Linked DNA regions of Homo sapiens: region 2 is linked to region 1. The links are chromatin contacts, found by POLR2A ChIA-PET in ENCODE. All regions are on one chromosome and are shown on one strand. The core of a region is the stretch at or near the end of the contact, and the rest is flanking DNA. Distances in the headings are between cores, read along the strand shown. Region 1 overlaps CYB5A (cytochrome b5 type A). Region 2 overlaps DIPK1C (divergent protein kinase domain 1C).

Region 1 (6,625 bases), core at 249-2,748:
TGGGCAACACGGTGAAACCCCGTCTCTACAAAAACTATGAAATTTATCAGGCGTGGAGGTGTGTGCCTGTAGTCCCAGCTACCAAGAGGCTGAGGCAGGAGGATGGCTTGAGCCCAGGAGGTTGAGGCTGCAGGGAGCCATGATCGTGCCACTGCACTCCAGCCTGGGTGACAGAGTAAGACCTGTCTCAAAAAAAAAAAAAAAAAAGCAACAGTGAAATGCAAAGACATTTTTGGTCAATTTATTTATAACAAAAAATGGTGTCCTAAAATCAGGAGTTGTTTTTGCTTTACTCCTTTTAAAATGTGTATACATGCAAGCTTACAGACTAGGGTAAGGTCATCTGATAGCCTTAAATACAAATAAGAAAGGGCCCCCAAAATGTACTTACTGGATGGAGCTCCCCAATGATGAATGTTTTGGACATTTCCCTGGCATCTGTAGAGTGCCCGACATCCTCAAAGTTCTCAGTAGCGTCACCTCCAGCTTGTTCCCTTAAAACTTCTTCCCCACCAGGATGCTGTTCAAAGGAGAGGTAGAATAAAAATTTTTTTTTCAGGCAAATGAATTAAGAGAAAACGGCCAGAATTTATTTAACCAAACAGGTGACTCCTTCAGAAGACACAGATGACAACAGGAGACTAACTTGTCCATAAATGTGGATTAAAACAACACAGGCCTTTATATTCCATTTCCATCATGCAAGTACAATAGGCCTAGGCAGCAGAATCACTTGGGCCCAAGTTCAAAGCCAACCTGGGCAACATTGTGAGACCCCATAACTATAAAATACAATTTTAAAAAATTAGCTGGGCACGGTGGCATGCCCCTGCAGTCCCAGATACATGAGAGGCTGAGGTGGGAGGATGGCACAAGCTCAAGGGGCTGAGGCTTCAGTGAGCAGTGACTGCACCACTGCACTCCAGCCTGGGTAACAGAGGGAGACCCTCAAAAAGATAAAAGTAAAAAAAAATTTAAAAACAACCTTTCCCGGCCGGGCACGGTAGCTCACGCCTGTAATCCTAGGCAGATCACTTGAGTTCAGGAGTTCGAGACCAACCTGGCCTACATGGCGAAACCCCATCTCTACAAAAAATACAAAAATTAGCCAGCCGTGGTGGCGGGCACCTGTAGTCCCAGCTATTCAGGAGGCTGAGTCTTGAGAATCGCTTGAATCCAGGAGGCCGAGGTTGCAGTGAGCTGAGATTGCGCCACTGCACTCCAGCCTAGGCAACAAAGTGAGACTCTGTCTCAAAAAAAAAAAAAAAAGAGAGCGAGAAAGAAAGAACCTTTCACTAACAACATAAGTTGCTTCCCCATGTCACTCATACAGCTTAGTAAAAGCATGAGGCTCGTGTCCTTCATCCTTTGGTAATGTCTGCTTGGTTTTTCCATCAGGCTCTCAAAATTGCTCTTATTCTCTACCCAATCTATTTTTTCTTGACTCCTGCACCTGAGACTGACTTCTCTGACATCTTAGTCTAAGTGTGGCCTCAAGAGCTGGCATGCCTAAGATGACGATTCACAAGAGGCACGTGTGTCACTTCCCTCTGGAAAGCACCCTGCGTGCCGGCAATGCACGGGCAGCACAGACTGTCAGATAGATGAGTCCCTGCCTTTGCAGAACTCACTTTCTGGTAGGTAAAAACAAAACAAAACAAGTAACTTGCTGAAGATGCTGCCACCAGGACACAGTGCTGCCAGGACACAATGGAGGCACGGAGGCAGGGGTTCAACTCCACACTGGGGAGAGGCGGGAAGAGCCTCTTGTGGAATAAAAGAGTTTTAGTGCTTTCAGCTGCTTTAATATGTGAAACAAGGATGGTCATGATGCAGGGAGGGAAATTTTTTCTCCAAGATGATTGACAAGTGGGGATTAGTCACAGGACAGAGGTAAGGAGGTCTGGGGATTCTCAGGCAAGGGAAGCAGCTCTCAGAGTAATAAAAAAGAAAGCGGAGCTTGGGCAAAGCATCCTAAATACGTACTTTTGTAGGAAAAAAAAAAACTTCTTTAACTGAGCTTGAATGTTATTTTAGATTCATCCTGACCTTGAGCAAGTCACCTGCAAGTGTCCAACAACTGCACAAAAACCGGTCTCCCTTGCAGAGTCGACTGTGGTCAGTCCTTAATTTCTCCCAGTAATGAAGACATCAGGGCACATCACATTGTAGGAAGGTGGATCATTATTCTGATTTGAAACTGTTTCTCTTCCTACTTGGTCTAAACATACCTAGTGCTAAGGACATCCACTCTTTTTTTTTCTTTTTATAACATTTATCCATCTATGCTGCAGAAAAACTGGGAAGCACAAAGAAAAAAATTAAAATCACCCATCATCTTGCCTCCAGAGAGCCAGACATACACACACACGTATGTGTATGTAATGTTGGATAGAAACTGTGATGGTTATCCTATGCATTGTTTTAGAAAATAAAAAGGAGGTGATACATGGTACAGAGGCAGAGGTGCCTAGTGGTTACCACTCACTCTGTGAACTTGGGAAAACACGCATGTAGTTTTTGAGGATGAAATCTATGAACATATGTGTCTGGCACATCGTTTATGCTCAGTAACTATTACCCAGCATTTTTATTAAACACTTTCCAGTGTCTCTATGTTAGTCTGTTTTGTACTGCTATGAAGAAATACCTGAGACTGGATCATTTACAAAGAAAACAGGGGTTACTTTGGCTCTCAGTTCTGCAGCCTGTACAAGCACGGCACCATCATCTGCTCGGCCTCTGGTGAGGCCTCGGGAAGCTTTTACGCACAGTGGAAGGCCCGGGGGAGCCCACACATCTCATGGCGAGAGAGGAGGTGGTCCCAGGCTCTTTAAACAACCAACTCTGCCTGAACTAACAAAGTGAGAAGTCACTCACTACTGTGAGGACGACACAAAGCCATTCATAAGGGATCTGCCCCCATGACCTAAACATTCCTGCTAGGCCCACCTCCAACCCTGGAGGCCACATTTCAACATGAGGTTTGGAGGGAACAGGTGCAAACCATGTCAGTCACTAAGTATTCTTCCTCAACGGGACTTTGACATGGCTACATGCTGTTACATTGTATAGGCATTCCCCAATTTACTGAAATGTCTTCTACTGGGGCCATTTAGATTATTAAAAGTCCACCTTAAACAGGCATGGGAATGCACGTTAGATGTGCAGACAACAGAATGGCTACCTCAAAGCCAACCCGAAACTTCTGGATTCCTCGCCAAGGCTGCAGCAATAAAAACATGGTTTTGTTGATTCCAGAAAAGTCTGCTTAAGGTTGGACACTTCCACTCACCTACTGAGTAGAGAGAAGCCACATGGTGAGATATAAAATGACTCAGCCAGGACCCACAACTATGTAAACTCACAGACTGCTGTTACTCGCGTAGGGACCGCTGAACTCAGGAGCTGCCGTAACTTTTGATTCCTGTTAAGGATATGTCAGTGGAGACAAATCGCCCAGAGTCAATCATTATTTGCCAGGGACAGCCGATGTTCAAAGGACGACTTCGAGTGAGGTTAAAAACATGGACTTGGCCCTTTATAAAGAATTGCAGACTTAGACAAGTTTTTAGATACAGAATTCTGATCTTTACAGTGCTAAAATGGAGAAAATACACATTCAATTTCATGGGGTAATTCCACAGTCTTAATCTGAAACAGAAGTACAACAGGGCAACTCCTCACCTTAATTTTTGACCAAGAACAGCAACAAGGGATAGGTATGTATGAATCTACCTATCGACCTCTGGTTTTTACCTTGCCTAAACCATTTGTGGGGCAATTTTCTAACAAAAAAAAAAAAGAGAGAGAGAGAAACATCTTGGATTATATTGGTTTCACTGATAACTCATGTAAAATTTTAAAGATTTAAAAAACTAAAAAAAAAAAAAACATAGCTTAGAATAAACTAACTGATACTAAAATATTTTCACTCCATCCTAAAGGTCTATCTTAATAATTGGTAGGAAAATCAAATCCTAAAAATTGATATTTTGGAAAAAATAACTCATCTTGATAAGACAGTAAAAGATGAGGGTGGCTTTTTGTAATATCTAATATTTTCCTTGAAATATATGTATTACGGAGAGAGAGAGAGAGACACTTGGCCAAGTAAACTGAATCTAAATCATGTTTTGAAACTTGTCAATCTTCTCACTCTTGTTAGTAAATACATGCAGCAATTTTAATAAGCACACATCACTTTTTTTTTTTTTGAGACGGAGTCTCGCTGTGTCACCCAGGCTGGAGTGCAGTGACGCAATTTCAGCTCACTGCAACCTCCGCCTCCCAGGTTCAAGCAATTCTCCTGTCTCAGCCTCTGGAGTAGCTGGGACTACAGGCTCCTGCCACCACACCCGGCTAATTTTTGTATTTTTAGTAGAGACGGGATTTCACCAGATTGGTCAGGCTGGTCTTGAACTCCTGACCTCAGGTAATCCACCTGCCTCGGCCTCACAAAGTGTTGGGATTACAGGCGTGAGCCACACATTTGGAGACTAAAGAAAATGCTCTTCTTTGCCTGTCAGCATTCCGAAGAGACAAAGAAAAATTGGGAATGCTGGTGTTTATGCCATCGTGGTTATGCCCAGAGATAAACGTGTGGCAGCGGTGTTATGTCCTAACCTTTGGGCAGGTTATAGCACTTGGGGGTGGCCTGAAGAAAAGGCAAGGCAGAAAGTAGTAGAATAACAGGTAAGTAAACTTATCTGATGATTATCTAAAAGATTTAAGAAAAAGACCAAAATGTGTGGTTACACATAGGTAAGATTAGAGGTAACAAAAGAAGTGAAATTCTCCCAAAGAGCCTGAGCCAAATGGAAGCTGTGGATCCACTTCGGCGAAGTCAGTAGCAGAAATCTGTCCTCCATAACGCACTCCTTGCTAAGCCTCTACTCATGCGACCATGTGTGGGAAGTGACCAGCTGTAGTGCCCAGAGAGAGGGAGAAAGGTGGGGAGAGGATGTCGCGGGTCAGTAAGGAGGACCCAGAAGTGGGGATGGGCATGGAGATGCAAAGCTGTTTCCACGTGAGCTGACCCTAACGGTCTTCCGTCTTTCCAGAGGAAGATTTCCATTTGTTTTTGTTATTATGCACTTGAGTTAATTCACCCAACAAACACACATGAACGTCTCCACGTGGCAGCCACAGTCGGAGCCAAGATAGCGACGGCTCCCGCCTCGGGGAGTTCACAGCCGGAGAGATGAAACATGAATAACTATGACCATGCCACTGCAAGTGAAAGGAAATGTCCTCAGGTGAAAGAGTTTAGTGCCATGAAGAATATGACACAGGAATGTCACCCACACAAAGGGGTCAGGACGGGCCCTGCTGAGCTGTACCACAAGGTGGGAGCTGCAGTCAACAAGGGCCAAGAGGTGTCTGGGGAAGGTGTTGCAGGGGCGGGGAACAGCGAATTCAGGACCTGGGAGAGAAGGCCTCACAGGGCCCCAGGGTAGGAGAAAGGGCCAGGCCGTGTGCTGCTTTTGCGCCTCTCCAAGGATTCTGATCTTTGTCCTGTGAGCAATGAGAGAGGCCATGGTAAGGATCTAAGTGGGGGAGGTAACGCGATCAGATTTAATTTTAAAATATAACCCAGGCTTCAGAGTGGACAGCAGACAAAAGGGCAAGAGAGGGTGAGGGAAGGCTGTTCTCTGCAGCCACTCCAGAGGGTAGGGTGGGGGCAGCTGCAGGTGCAAGGGTGTGCATGGTGTGAGGCAGAGTGGACGAGAGGGCTTCCGGACGGTAAGGATGGTGGGAGAGACAGGAAGTGCCACTGGAGCCAATGTTTGGTTTGCACAACTGAATGGAAGATGGGGCCAAATGCTGAGAACAGGTGTCAGGCAGAGAGACCAGGTTTAGGGCTAAACCACTTACTGGAACTCACTCATCGTGCCCACATATCTTGTAGCTCCTAATGCCTCCCACAGGCTTTTGCGAAATCTCCACTTTGTAAGTTACCCAAATATACCTTGTTCTCGACAGCATATGAGAATCCCCAGATACAACCCAGGGAATACCAATACAATAACTGGAAATGGCTTTTGCTTTTTGCATCTATAAAGGTTAGCTATGGGAAAATAAACAGGAAATATGCTTTAAAAGATTGAAGGTCGGCACAGTCTAAATTCAGAAGACATTAACTGCCACACCCCTACCCAATACTAAGTGACTTTCAGGAAGACACAGTACACCCCTGCATTGTAAACAGTAATGTCGGCTCCCAGCTCCTGTCGCTCCATGGCTTTATACAGCTCACACATAAAAGTTCGCAGCAGAATTTTGCACAGTGGTTCTCTTCTCCTTGAATTGCCTTCTTTATTTGACTTCCAGGGGAACAGGCTGCGCTTGTGTTCATCCAACCTTCTCGGCCACCACAGTCTCCTGATCGTCTACGTGTCTAAACACAGGAGCACCCTGGGGCTCAGTCCCTGGTCCTCACCCCTCCTCCATCTGCGTTGGCTCTCCTGATGATCTTATCAAGTCTCCCCACTTAGAGAATCATCTGTCAGCCAAGGAAAGCAGTGGAAGAGCCCCAGGTCCCTCCCACACACAGCAGCTACTCAGTACTTCCACTCCATAGCTAATGCACACTCCAGCGTAACAGGACCAAATGGCATGTCTC
Region 2 (6,625 bases), core at 1-2,500, 190 kb after region 1:
ATGCATTGGGCGGGGATGAGGGGGGTCTTGCTTGGCTAACACAATGATGCACGCGAGACAGGCCTGTAGATAGAAACTCAGGAACCTCGCCCTGGAGCTAGTGACACCACCCTATTTGCCTGGGGCTGACTTTATGTCTTTGGAAACCCACATCCTTTAGGAAGTTGTATGAACACACACTCACCAGCTGCTTTAAACACATTTGGAGTTGTGCACCTCCTGTGTTCATCTTGGAATTGAACTCAACAGAATCTTGGTTAAATGTCATTCTTTGGCTTTAACCCGGGTCACTCTTTCCCAGGCACGGGGTCATGAAAGGTGCATGGGAGGATCCGGACCCTTTGCGCCCAGCATGCTTTGCTTGCGATCACCTCCACATCGCCCTTCGGAGGAAAGCGGCAGCTGGTCAGGCTCCTCTGAGACCTTTCAGGAGAGCCCTGAGAGGTGAGGTGAGGACGAATGATAAGGAACTGAGGCCACCGTGAGCAAGAAGATATAGATGGCAGGAACAGTAAGGGCTGTTCATTTTACTTGTTGGGGTTTGTCCCCTACTTGTTCTGGTATTTACATAGTTTCACGTCTCTATAAATCTGATAAGAAAGTGCAAAAAAAATTGTTTCCTGATCTCCTTTTAAATTAAAAAAAAGCTTCTGTAAGCATGATACCCAAAATAGTTGGATTCACTCCCATAAAATTTTATAGTGTTATCACATATCTAATTTAATCAAAAGTACTTTTGCATAAAGTAGAGAACCATTGAAAAAGAAAGAAAAGCACACAACAGGACTCCAGTGCAGCCAAAGGTGTGATCCTAAGCTGGGAGCTTCAGAGTCCCACAGTGCTGAGGAGGGGAGGGCGGGGAGATGTGGTCCTGGTTGCAACTGAGAGAGGAGGCTCAGGAGAAAAATGTCAGAGACACTGGGCCTGGTTTTCCATTAGCCTGTGAAAAGCAGAGTGAGGAGGGTGCCTACTGTGACTGCCAGGGCCCTCACCCCTCTCATCTGAACTGTGGCCACCATAGCCACTAGCCATGAGAGACACCTGCCGGCCAAGAAGCCACCTCCTCTCTGCCTCACTGGGATTGGGACTGGGCCACTCCCAAATCAACAGCTCCAGCTTTCCCAGCTGTGCATGAGCCTGGATGGGCCACCATCTGGCCACAGCTGCCAGGTTCCGGAGTTCACGGAGCAGAGGGGACAGGCTTCGAAATTCCTAAATGACATTAGAGTGACAGGGCAGGGCCACAGTGAGGCTAAGCTTGGCACAGATTGGGTCTGCCTCTGGGCTCTGCCCCTGGCTTGCTGTGTGGCTTGTTTCCGAGTCTGGAAAATGAGGACAATGGTACTGTGTAATGGAGTCAAACAAGGTCACAGGGAGACAGTCCCAACACAGTGCCCGGCCTAAGGTGGCTCGCTCAAAGCTAGCTCCCTCTCCAGCCCTGGCCAGGAAAGGGTGGGGGGCCGGGGCATCTTCTTCCTGGGGGAGACGCCTCTGAGCTCAATTTTGAAAGCGAATTAGAAGTCTGCCTTAGCAGACAAGGGAGAGGGCAGCTGAGTCACGGAGAAGAACTTGTGCAAAGGCCCCGAGTTTCAAAGTAGCCCTGTGTGTTCAGAGAACCAGAAACAGCCCCTGGGAGGAGAGGGCACAGTTGAAGCAAGCACCTACTGACAGGCTGGGCTGCGCTATTCGAAATGCCGTTTTGGGTGTCTCCATTGTACTTACACGCTTCCTACCCGGCCTGGCCAAATCAACCTTTGCCCGGAAGCCAGTCCCACCCCTAAGTGGAATTCTTGTCTTCCTCTCCTACCCCAGTGCTCATTAAATCATGGCCATGTGAGTGCATCACTGGGCCAGGTCCCCACAGCACCGTGTTTAACACAAACTGTGCCTCATCGATGAAATACAAATCTATACGAGATTTGCCCCTGTGAATTTGGAGGGCGATTCCAAACAGGAGTTGTGAGACATTTAGAACAATGGTATAACTTTGAATTTGGCATCCAGCTCATGGATTTTGGAAGGAAACGTTCATTTTGGCTGTTTTTCTGAAGATCAGCACATTGACTTGTAAACCTGCCTCCCTGACGCCTGCTTCTTGCGGCGACACTGGGTGTCAGAAAGGGCAGAAAGTGCAGCAGGTGACAAAAGCGCTGACCAGACCTGCCAGCTTCCACAGGTAAGGTCTTGGGTTTATAACCTAACTTTTCAGTATCCCAGTCACCGCGCTTGTCCTAAGAGAGCATTAAAACGCACACAGCTCTTCCTCAACTTAAAATGGATGATACCCCAACAACCCCAGAGTAAGTTGAAAATGCGTTTCATACACCTAACGCACTGAGCATCATCGCTTAGCCCAGCCTACCTTAAACATGCTCAGAACACTTACGTCAGCCTATGGCAGGGCAAAATCATCTCATACAAAGCCTATGTAAAATAAAGTGTTGACTATCTCACGTAATTTATTGAAAACTGCCTTGAAAGTGAAAAGCAGAACGGTTGCATGGATCCTCAAAGTGCAGTTTCTACTGAATGCATCTCACTTTCACCCTGTCATAAAGTTGAAAAATCATAAGTGAAATCATTAAAAGTCAGGGACCGTCTGTATACAAGTGTGGTTATGGCACAGATATTCCTTGATATCCTTTACAATGAAGTATTTTTGGCGTTTCAGTTCCTACTCTTCTTATGTAGAGTGCAAAATTCGTCTCCCATGGCTTACCAGTGTTAAAGTAAGTCTGCAGCATTGTTCTGCATGTCTGTGCCTGCTAAGCACAGAAAAAGATTTCATCCAGCCTTTTAAAAAAAAACAGTCAACTTAATGTACAAATTGCAAGTTTGAATTTAAAATTTTCATCGGGCCAGGCACAGTGGATCATGCCCGTAATCCGAGCAGTTTGGGAAGCTGAGGCAGGAGGATCACTTGAGCCCAGGAATTCAAGACCAGCCTGGGTGGGCAACATGGCAAGACCCCTGTCTCTACAAAAATTAAAAAAAAAAAAAAATTAGCTGGGCCACACTTATAGTCCCAGCTACTTGGGAGACTGAGACAGGAGGATTGCTTGAGGCTGGGAGGTAGAGGCTGCAGTGAGCCACCCTGTCTCAAGAAAACAAACAAAAACTCCAAAAACTTTCATCATGTTAAAGATAATAGTAGAATCATTTTATTAGCAGCATGTCCTGTTGAAATAGCTGGGTTTTTTTTTAACTCAATAGAAGTTGTTTATGCAGGTCCATTTTAAAAATCAGTCTTTCTCAGACTCCTTCTGTGCGTAGGAGGAGTTCCTAAGGCCAGCTTAAAGACAGGTACATTTTTGTACCCAAATGTGTGCGCATATAAAATCCACAGGTATTGGAGTTGAAAATAAACTGAAAAAAACAAGTTAAAGTCTCATTGCAGCTAACTCTAGTGTGCTTTTAAAATTTAATAACATTTGCAGTGGATTTGTGCTTCTCATGGATGTGAAAATATCTACATTGATGCACATTCCCATCAAATCAGCCCCAGCTTTGGTAAGCAGCACTCTTTGCAATCATTGCTTAGTATGTCTCTAATTTATGTCATGGTTCTCAGGCAAAAACAAAACCTGTCCACTCTAGTCTAGAAAAACTGTTGATAAGGTCCCAGAGGTCATGTCTGAGGGCCGGGTTTCCTTTTGTGTGTTTGTTTTTAAGGAGCATTAAGCTCCTAGGCAGTTAGCAACATTCAGACTTCACAGTGGTATTCCTTCCCGAAGTAGCTATGCTGTGCTTTGCAGAATCTCAGCTCAGTTAGCTCGTCCACTGTGTAACCGCTCCCTACTTTAGGAATGTGGCCGAGCATTCAGGCAGAACCATTCGCTGCTGAGAAATCTCTCTGGATATGAGCCCTGGATGCTGTAGTCCCATTGGGACCTTGACAGTTTCTATCACAGCAGCAAAGAAAGATAAGCCTGCCCTATTAAAACCGAATCTCTAATGTAGACAACTACATGAAATTCCATCAAGACCTAACTAGCCAAAAGGCAGTTAAGCCTTCAGGACAACAGAGTCTGTGGGAATATCTTTGACATGCTTTGAAAATGATTTGCTATGGAAGGGTTAAGTATACGAGTTGTTATGTAGGGTTTCCATTATTAGAGAAGCCACTTACTGTCACGTCATTGCTACCATCAGACTACACAGAGTCATGTCCTGGCTCCTCACCATATTCACCGTGTGAAGCAGGGCAAGTCACTTCACCTCCCTGGGGCTCAGTTTTGCCATCTGTAAAATGGGGATACTAAAAGCAAATACTTCATAGAGGTTGTTGAGGGAATTCAGTGAAATAAGCCCCACGAAACAATTCGCACAGTGCCTTCCCAGAGGAAGAGTCAACAGGCAGCAGCCCACATCTTCAGCCTCTGTGTGAAGAGTTCAGCCTGCAGAATGAATGAGAAGCCAGGTGTATCAGTGATCCAGCACCAAGCTAGCTCCCCAGCTGGCTGGGCCTGCTGACACAGCCCACTAGAAAAGCGGGCCTCCAGAGATCTGAGTGCACCTATTTCTTGATTACAGTGTGTTGTTCCTATTAAAGCTGCCATTAAGAGGAGCCCTAGAGTCTGACCAGGAAAATCCAAGCTGGAAGACCAGGGACTCAATTCCTTTGGAACAATTCAGGTTGGCTCTTCTAGAAACTTGTCAGGGGGGTGTGGTTGGCTAGAGGGGAACCTCCCTGGGGAGGTGGAGTGTGGGCTTGGGGAGAACATGGAGACCTCTGACCCCCATCCCCTGACTCGTCCCTAAGCTTTTTCCTCTGATTCCTTTATCCTACAGGTGGGTTCACCCCTGCCAGGCCAGCAACGCCCCCCGCCAGGCGAGAGCCTGGGAACACTGGCAGCCCCCGCTACTGGGGGTGGGGAATCCACCACAACTCCCTGGGCGCTGCCAGAAAGTCTCCCTTCAGCTCAGCTGGCAAAGTGGTTTCTTCTGTGCTCTGGTATTCAGAGTGAAAGCTAATGAGAGTCTGGAGGCCCATCAGGAAAATAACAACCAGTTTTATTATTACGGATAAAAGCCAGGCAGAATGAATTGGAAAGTGCCAGGGGAGCGGAGACAGAGGCTCAATTCAGTTCAAGTCCTCGGAAGCCACAATGCCAACCTCTACTTGGCAACTCAGCCCAGCAGAGTTGGGATTGTGAAGATTGGGGTCGTATTTAAACCCTGTCCTGAGAGTGTCCTGGGTAAAATTTGAGCCAGGGCACTGTGTGGATCTCGCATCAACACATCCAGGATGAAAACGGTAGAAAAGGAAGTGGCAGGAAGACAGGGGGAGAAAGAGTTCTGAGAATGTGTAAAGAGTAAGGAACTCAAACAGGGCCTGTGGCAAAGTCTGCTCCCCCACAAACCAGTTCGTGGAGACAGCGTCACATCGACACCTAGGGAGATGGATGTGGCCTCCGACATCGTTCTTTTGGCAATAGGAAAGACTGCCAAACCTTCGATCTTCAGGGGCAGAACCAACCTCTCCAGCTTTATGTCTGACTAGAAATGATTCCATATGGCTGCCATTGAAGATATATTGGTAAAGCCTCTAAACAGAATTGGTTTTAATTCATGACCTGGAATGCTGGGAAAGTCATGATTAGCAATTACTTAAATTATACTAGACGATTTAATTTCCATTATTAAGCCTTTCCTCACTTAACCAAAGGTAAATGAAAAATGGCATTCGTTTTCTATCTTAATCTAAAGGATTACTACATTAAATTTGTAAATAGGTATTCCCCTCTAGTTAAACCATCAATGTTTGTTTACTATAATTAGTCTATCAGCACTCCCTTCACAAAAAAAGAAAACCAGGGGGGAAAAATTTATAAATGAAAAGGACTTTTATGGGTTACTAAGAAAAATCAAAGAGCTCTTGCAACTTAAAACTTCATAAAACTGGCCCGGTGTGGTGGTTCACGCCTGTAATCCTAGCACTTTGGAAGGCCGAAGTGGGCGGATCGCCTGAGGTTGGGAGTTCGAGACGAGCCTGACCAACATGGACAAACCACCATCTCTATTAAAAATACAAAATTAGCCAGGCATGGTGGTGGAGGTTGCGGTGAGCCGAGATCACGCCATTGCACTTTAGCCTGGGAGACAAGAGCAAAACTCCATAAAAAAAAAAGAAAAAGAAAAAGAAAAAAAAAACCAAACCAACAACAACAAAACTTGCTAAAACTTCAGTGTAACACTAGAAGGGGTCAATAGAATCTATGAGTGACTCACCTATGTTCAATTCACGATGACACGATGACACGCGTCAGAATCAATTAGGAGCATAACTTGTCTTAGCTAGTATACCTGGCTCATTTTTTTAAAAAACAATTTCAATCTCACTTAAAAAATCATTTACTTTAAAAACTTTGTGGTCCCACATTTTGAAAATCTACAATCTCAAAAGGCCCACCCATATGTAAGCAACTGGACTGAAAACTTCCCATGTGTTTCTTGAAGATTTTTTAGAAAATAGATCTCTTTTCAAACCAAATGCTTAGATGGTCACTATTTTAGGAAATGAATAATCGCTTAAGAAGTCATGTAAGAGTAGCTGCTACTATCTTCCCCTTTCTGGGATTTAGGGGACTCCCACCTTTACTGAAGTCTCCTTTGCGCCTGAAAG

The links. ChIA-PET counts read pairs that join two places held with the same protein, here RNA polymerase II (POLR2A).
Region 2: POLR2A ChIA-PET joins it to region 1 with 14 read pairs in A673. The contact joins two enhancer-like sites. POLR2A ChIA-PET finds 5 or more read pairs at or near these places in 3 of 52 experiments (A673, H1 and WTC11).

Annotation. Positions count from the first base shown.
Region 1 is chr18:74,262,958-74,269,582 of GRCh38, forward strand. It overlaps CYB5A (cytochrome b5 type A), which reads right to left. Exons shown (of 5, transcript NM_148923.4): 2 at 392-520. Among named protein-coding and RNA genes, the nearest start is that of CYB5A, 26 kb to the right of the region's middle. RefSeq lists enhancers at 4,900-5,440, 6,150-6,319 and a cis regulatory region at 6,235. Within about 2 kb of position 1,499, at least 2 of the 41 ENCODE cell types and tissues checked have a DNase peak (open chromatin) inside an H3K27ac peak, as active enhancers do.
Region 2 is chr18:74,449,606-74,456,230 of GRCh38, forward strand. The region is part of intron 1 of DIPK1C (divergent protein kinase domain 1C); the gene reads right to left. Among named protein-coding and RNA genes, the nearest start is that of DIPK1C, 4.4 kb to the right of the region's middle. Within about 2 kb of position 1,251, at least 4 of the 41 ENCODE cell types and tissues checked have a DNase peak (open chromatin) inside an H3K27ac peak, as active enhancers do.